Regions from separate parts of the Homo sapiens genome. Here region 2 is linked to region 1. The links are chromatin contacts, found by Hi-C or POLR2A ChIA-PET in ENCODE. All regions are on one chromosome and are shown on one strand. Each heading gives the region's core, a stretch centred on a gene start or an enhancer-like site at or near the end of the contact. The rest is flanking DNA. Distances are from core to core; before and after follow the strand shown. Region 1 overlaps CACNA1D (calcium voltage-gated channel subunit alpha1 D). Region 2 holds the start of CHDH (choline dehydrogenase).

Region 1 (2,700 bases), core at 160-2,659:
GATAATAGAAAGACAAGCTATAGACTGAGAGAAAATATTTGCAAATCACATATCTGATAAAAGACCTGGATCCAGGATATATGGGGCACTTTTCAAATTGAACAGTAAAAAGAAACCCAAAAGACAGAAATAGTCACTTCACCAAGTCACCAAAATAATAATAAACAGGTGGCAAATAAGCGCATGAAATAACATAACATTATTATCCATTAGGAAATAAAAATTAAAACCAAAATGAGATACTACTACGCACCTATTACAGAAGCTAAAATAAAAAGTACTGACACGATTAAGTGTTGGCAAGAATGTGAAGCAACTATAGCTCTCATACACTTCTGGTGGGAATACAAAATGGTACAGCCATTTTAGAAAGCAGTTAGCTTCTTATAATGTTAAATATACAATTCCACTCCTAGGTATTTACGCTAGTGAACATCTATATTCATACAAAAACCTGTACGTTTCTAGCACCTTTTTATAATCACCAGAAACTGGAAATAACCCAAATTTCCTTCAACAGATAAATGGATAAACTGTACTATATCCATAAATGTAATATTACTCAGCAATAAAAAAGAACGATTTCTCCACACTCCTAAACATGGATGAATATCAAAGGCATTATGCTGAGTGATTCCATTTACATGACATTCTGGAAATGACAAAACTATAGCAATAGAGAACAGATCAGTGGTTGCCATGGGCTGGGGTAAAGGAAGAATAGGACTACAAGAGGCAGGATAAGTTTTGCGGGGGACAAAACTGTTCTGTTATCTTAATTGTGGTAAGAGATACAACAATTTATATGTTAAAGCTCACAGAACTGTATACACGTGCACACACCCCGATTTTTACTGTATGTTAATTTTTAAATTAATAAATAATCTGAGCAGTGTGTATCAAGAATAAAAAAGAATTTCTAAAGGCAGAGAAAGGAGCCCTAGATGAGAAGTAGGCAGGCATTCCCGTCTGCTGAGATGCAAACAGGGTTTAAAGATTCTTCCTTCCCAAAAGGTCAGGCGCAACTGATAACAAGTTGGGAGGAGGGGGTGGTGAGAAATGGACCATGATTGAGAATGATTTGAAGAGAAAAAAGACATGTGCCAATATAGCATTAAATGAAAGGGCTGTGGGCCTCAGGTTTAGAAAGTCCTAGATCTCTCTTTTATATGTGCCTTTTGTCAACTTATTTCTCTGTTCCCTGGGAAGTACCTCAGAAAAAAAAAAAAAAAAAAAAAACACACACACACACACACACACACCCACCAGAAAAAGCAGCCAGAGAGCAATAGGGGAAAGGGCAGAAGGTCCACCAACCACAGCCACTTTCACACTGAACTCCACGGGCAAAGCCCTATCCTGCATCTTGTTATACGACTGTGACTGAGAGCCTTGTTCAAATGCTCAATATTTTCCACAGCTTTGTAAAATACAGGGCCATAAAAAACATAGCTGGAAATCCCAGCATTGATTCATCTCACAAGCCCGTGACACTAAATGTTTGATAAGTCTTTCTCAGTTTCTAGTTCAATCATTTGGTTATGGCATCCTCATGGGACCACGCCAGATACACTACATAGAAATAGTAGGATATAAGCTATGGGAAACATAGTTTTGCTCTAATATAATTACAAGTTTTCACCTTCATTCTATTTCATTATATTCTCTTTAAAATGTCATAATCCTACATATTTGAAAATGATATTATCATTCACAATGCAAATTTGAAAAGGGGAAGTTGTTGTTTCTGATTAAGTCAATGTATGAGAGTCAGGGGTATTTACTATCTCCCTGGCTGCCAACAGAACCTTTTCCTGTTTATGACTAGAATGCAAATAGTCATTGAGCTCAGAAGAATGTTGAGTCCAAGAACTTAACCAGCTTTAGGCATCATTAATCAACAAAATATTGATTGTTTACTGGGTACAAGGCCATGTGCTGGTCCCTGGGTGGTTACAAATGGATAAGATGTAAGCCACCAATGTGCTTTAACCTCACGCAGCAAAAGCCACATAAACTGTGCTATGGGAGAGGGAACAAAGAAGAATCTAATCCCTACCCTTGAGGGAGACTAAAAAGTAACTAAAGAGAGAAGCGGAATGTATTTGAAAAAGACCTAGGAAACGGTAACGAAATCTAAGTGCATGTTCAATTCAACAGCCATCCTGTTGTGGACTCAAAGGTGGTGGCACGAAGAAGGGAGCCCCTTGAACTCATCAGGGCATGCTCACAGAGAAGCTGAGTTTGGCAGAAAGGCCTGGAGAGTGAGGGGGCTGTGAGGCTAGACACAGCATGACTTGTAGGAATTGCATATGATTGTTCATAGCAGTAAAAGCAAATTACTGACACAATTTCTATTTTTGTAACGTCTTTTTTCTGTGGTACAATACTAGACATTCTGGTTTTAAAACACACATATAGGCACACTTACAGTTTAGGACACCCTCACAAAGATTGACACAAATATGATTTGTATGATAATTTTCCACCTTTTTTTTTTTTTTGAGACAGAGTCTCACTCTGTTGCCCAGGCTGGAGTGCAATGGTGCCATCTTGGCTCACTGCAAGCTCCGCCTCCCGGGTTCACGCCATTCTCCTCCCTCAGCCTCCCAAGTAGCTGGGACTATAGGCACCCACCACCACGCCCAGCTAATTTTTTGTATTTTTAGTAGAGACAGGGTTTCACTGTGTTAGCCAGGA
Region 2 (2,700 bases), core at 1-2,500, 290 kb before region 1:
GCGCCTGCCACCATGCCCGGCTACTTTTTGTATTTTTAGTAGAGACGGGGTTTCACCATGTTAGCCAGGCTGTTCCCAAACTCCTGACCTCAGGCAATCCGGCCGCCTCAGCCTCCCAAAGTGCTGGGATTACAGGCGTGAGCCACCGAGCCCGGCCAGACTTGACTTTTTTTTTTTTTTTTTAACAAATGAGCCATCATACCAGGAGCTGAGTTCTTATCAAACGGCCGGTGAGAGGCCAAGCAACAACCCTAAATGCTACCAAGCTCAAATTGTTGGCCTTGCAGCAACTACAGCAAAAGGGATGAATTCTTCCCTTTAGTGCAAAGAGCCAAGAGGGCTTCTGAACTGACACAGAGGGGAAGGATAGGAGCTGAAGACATCAGGAAACAGTGAATGGGGTTTGTCCACCAGCAGGTGACTACGGAGCTTGATGCTATATGCTATTCTAAGAGGGCAGCGGTATCATTTCAAAGGTTATTTGGGGGATGAGCTATTTTCTCTTCAGTGACCCAGAAGATTCCCTCGATCATTCAGGGTACTGGGGAAGAAAGGCAACTGCCTTCACGAGTGAACATGGCAATCAATATGGCCAAAAAGGGAGGGGGTACTAATGGAGAAACAGTTCTTGTGCCCCAACAGGTGAGCAGACCCCAAGTAACAATAACTACGTGCCAGGCCCTTCGCCGCTAATTGCAGGCCATGTCGTTATACCTTAAGAGACCCTGGTGGGTTCGGTACTGCCCTTCGTTTTACCGTTCGGGACTTGGAACTTGGTGAGCATAAATGACAGAACCAACAGTACAGGGTGGCATCTGAGACCGGGTCTGTCTGATTCCCACGCCCCTGACTCAAGCAACCTGACGCCGATGTCCGGGGCTGCCCTGAGGGTGCAGGCATGCCCCTTGAGCCGGCAGTCCGCGCACGCCTTCGGGGCAGCCTGGACTGGCGGATCAGACGACGTCAGGATCTGGGCTCGAGGGCCGGGAGATGAGGGAAGAGGTGCTGGCGGGGGCTTACCGGCTCTCGGGGTACGGCGCTCCTGCACAGCGCGGCCAGGCTTAGCAGCACGAGCGACATCGCCGGGCCACTGCGCGGGATCCAGGCCACCCGCACGCTGCGCTTTTATCCCGGCGCCGCCGGGCCGCCCCTTCTCGGCTCCGCCTCTCGCAGCGCCGACCCATTCCCGCCACCCGAACAGAGGGCGGGCCCGCTGGCCCCCTCCCAGGCTGGGGCAGGTCGCAGCGCCCTCGCCTGCTGGGGCTCGGAGGGATGGGCCGTGTCCGAGCGCTGGCGGAGCACGGGCCGCCGCGGCGCGCGCCTACCCCCGCGCACACGTGCATGCAGTGAGCCAGGTGCATCAGCTGCACCCGCCCTCGGGCTTCGCGCGCCTCCGCTGGAGCCCAGCTAGCCTCGCGGCTCCGGGGCCGACCGGGTCGGAACTGCTGCGTCCCCATTCCGGACGCAGAGAGCGCGCGGGGCGCCGGCGCCGCCGGTTAAAGTGCCGCGGGGCAGGGGCCGGGCCGCGGCCACCCGCTCCTCCCGCTCCGGTCCCGACTGTCGGGCTCTCGGCCGAGTCGCCCCGGGTGAGTAGCCGCGGAGGCGCCCCGACCACCCCGCAGCAGCGCCGCCCGGCCGCTAGCCCGGAGAGGCCTGGGGGCCGGAGGTTTGGGGCCGGGCTGGACGCCGAGACCCGGGCCCGCTTTACACAATCGCCCCGCCGCGCGAAGCGAAACGGGTGGAACGCAGACTGCCGAAGCTCACTGACTCCTTTGAGGGAGCGAATTCTTTCAGCTACGCGGGGTTAGAGCGGTAGGAGTGCCCGCTGCCCGACCCCAGGCTTTCTGGTAAATGTCTGTTTCCACCAAGTGAGTTCGGACAGCAACACCTGGGGCTCCCAAAGCGGAAGCCGTCAGCACTGGCGATTTGGAGCTGCGGTTCTCAAGTTTCCCTGGCCCGGGATCTCTAGCGCCGCCTAAAATGAGATCCAGACGGCAGGTCCGGGTCAGGCCCGGGATCTGCATTTAACGAGCCTCCACCCACGCCCCCGTAATTCGTGGGTGGGTGGCCCAGGGACCATCCTTTGAGACACAGTGGGTTTGGGGGAAAGTTCACAAAAATCAGCTGGGCTAACAGTGGAGTCACAGAGGCTGGAACTGCTGCTTCAGCCCCCTCGGTTTGCAAACGACAGGGTTGTGGTGACCAACTCAGGGCCATTTAAACTTGTAGGCAGAATTAGCTCCATTCTACAGATGAGAAGACGGAGGCCTAGAGAGGGGTATGGAACTTAGGGGTGTGTTGTCAGCTGGTGAGAGGCTGTACTAAGTCAAGCAGCTGTTTTAGCTGAGGCCCTACTTGTGTGCCAGGCCTGGCCCACCTGCCAGCTTGATTAAGGCTTGCATGGACTGGGGATCAGCCAGGGGTTTGGGCTCTGGCATGCATACGTGTGGAGTTGCAGGTAGCATTTTCAGAGAATTGCTCTGTTTCCTGACCAAGGAACTCAGTTGAGGTTGTGGCCGCACCCCTGCCTGGGACTGGGCCACCCTGAGCCCCTCATTCCACCTCTCTGAGTTGCTTTGGGCCCTGTGGCCCTTGAGAACATTTTCAGCTCTAATAGTCATCTTCCTGTTCAGCAAATACCTGCTGGGTGCAAAGGTGAACCACACATGGGTGCTGGCTGATGGGTACTCCTGGAGTGAG

Evidence for each region. Hi-C counts contacts between places; a loop is a spot of excess contacts on that map. ChIA-PET counts read pairs that join two places held with the same protein, here RNA polymerase II (POLR2A). Pooled maps may share reads with other maps.
Region 2: a map with no recorded cell type shows a loop between it and region 1 (8-fold over the local background). The contact joins the promoter of CHDH here to the enhancer-like site in region 1. A Hi-C loop is called at or near these places in 6 of 37 single-sample maps with no recorded cell type and 4 of 50 pooled maps. POLR2A ChIA-PET finds 5 or more read pairs at or near these places in 1 of 52 experiments (AG04450).

Annotation. Positions count from the first base shown.
Region 1 is chr3:53,554,000-53,556,699 of GRCh38, reverse strand. All of the region lies in intron 3 of CACNA1D (calcium voltage-gated channel subunit alpha1 D), which reads right to left. Among named protein-coding and RNA genes, the nearest start is that of CACNA1D, 61 kb to the right of the region's middle. Within about 2 kb of position 1,409, at least 2 of the 41 ENCODE cell types and tissues checked have a DNase peak (open chromatin) inside an H3K27ac peak, as active enhancers do.
Region 2 is chr3:53,844,969-53,847,668 of GRCh38, reverse strand. It overlaps CHDH (choline dehydrogenase), which reads left to right and starts at 1,250. Exons shown (of 9, transcript NM_018397.5): 1 at 1,250-1,586. It overlaps IL17RB (interleukin 17 receptor B), which reads right to left and starts at 1,101. Exons shown (of 11, transcript NM_018725.4): 1 at 1,021-1,101. The coding sequence starts at 1,080. RefSeq lists enhancers at 1,053-1,347, 1,294-2,134, 2,135-2,700 and a silencer at 1,053-1,702.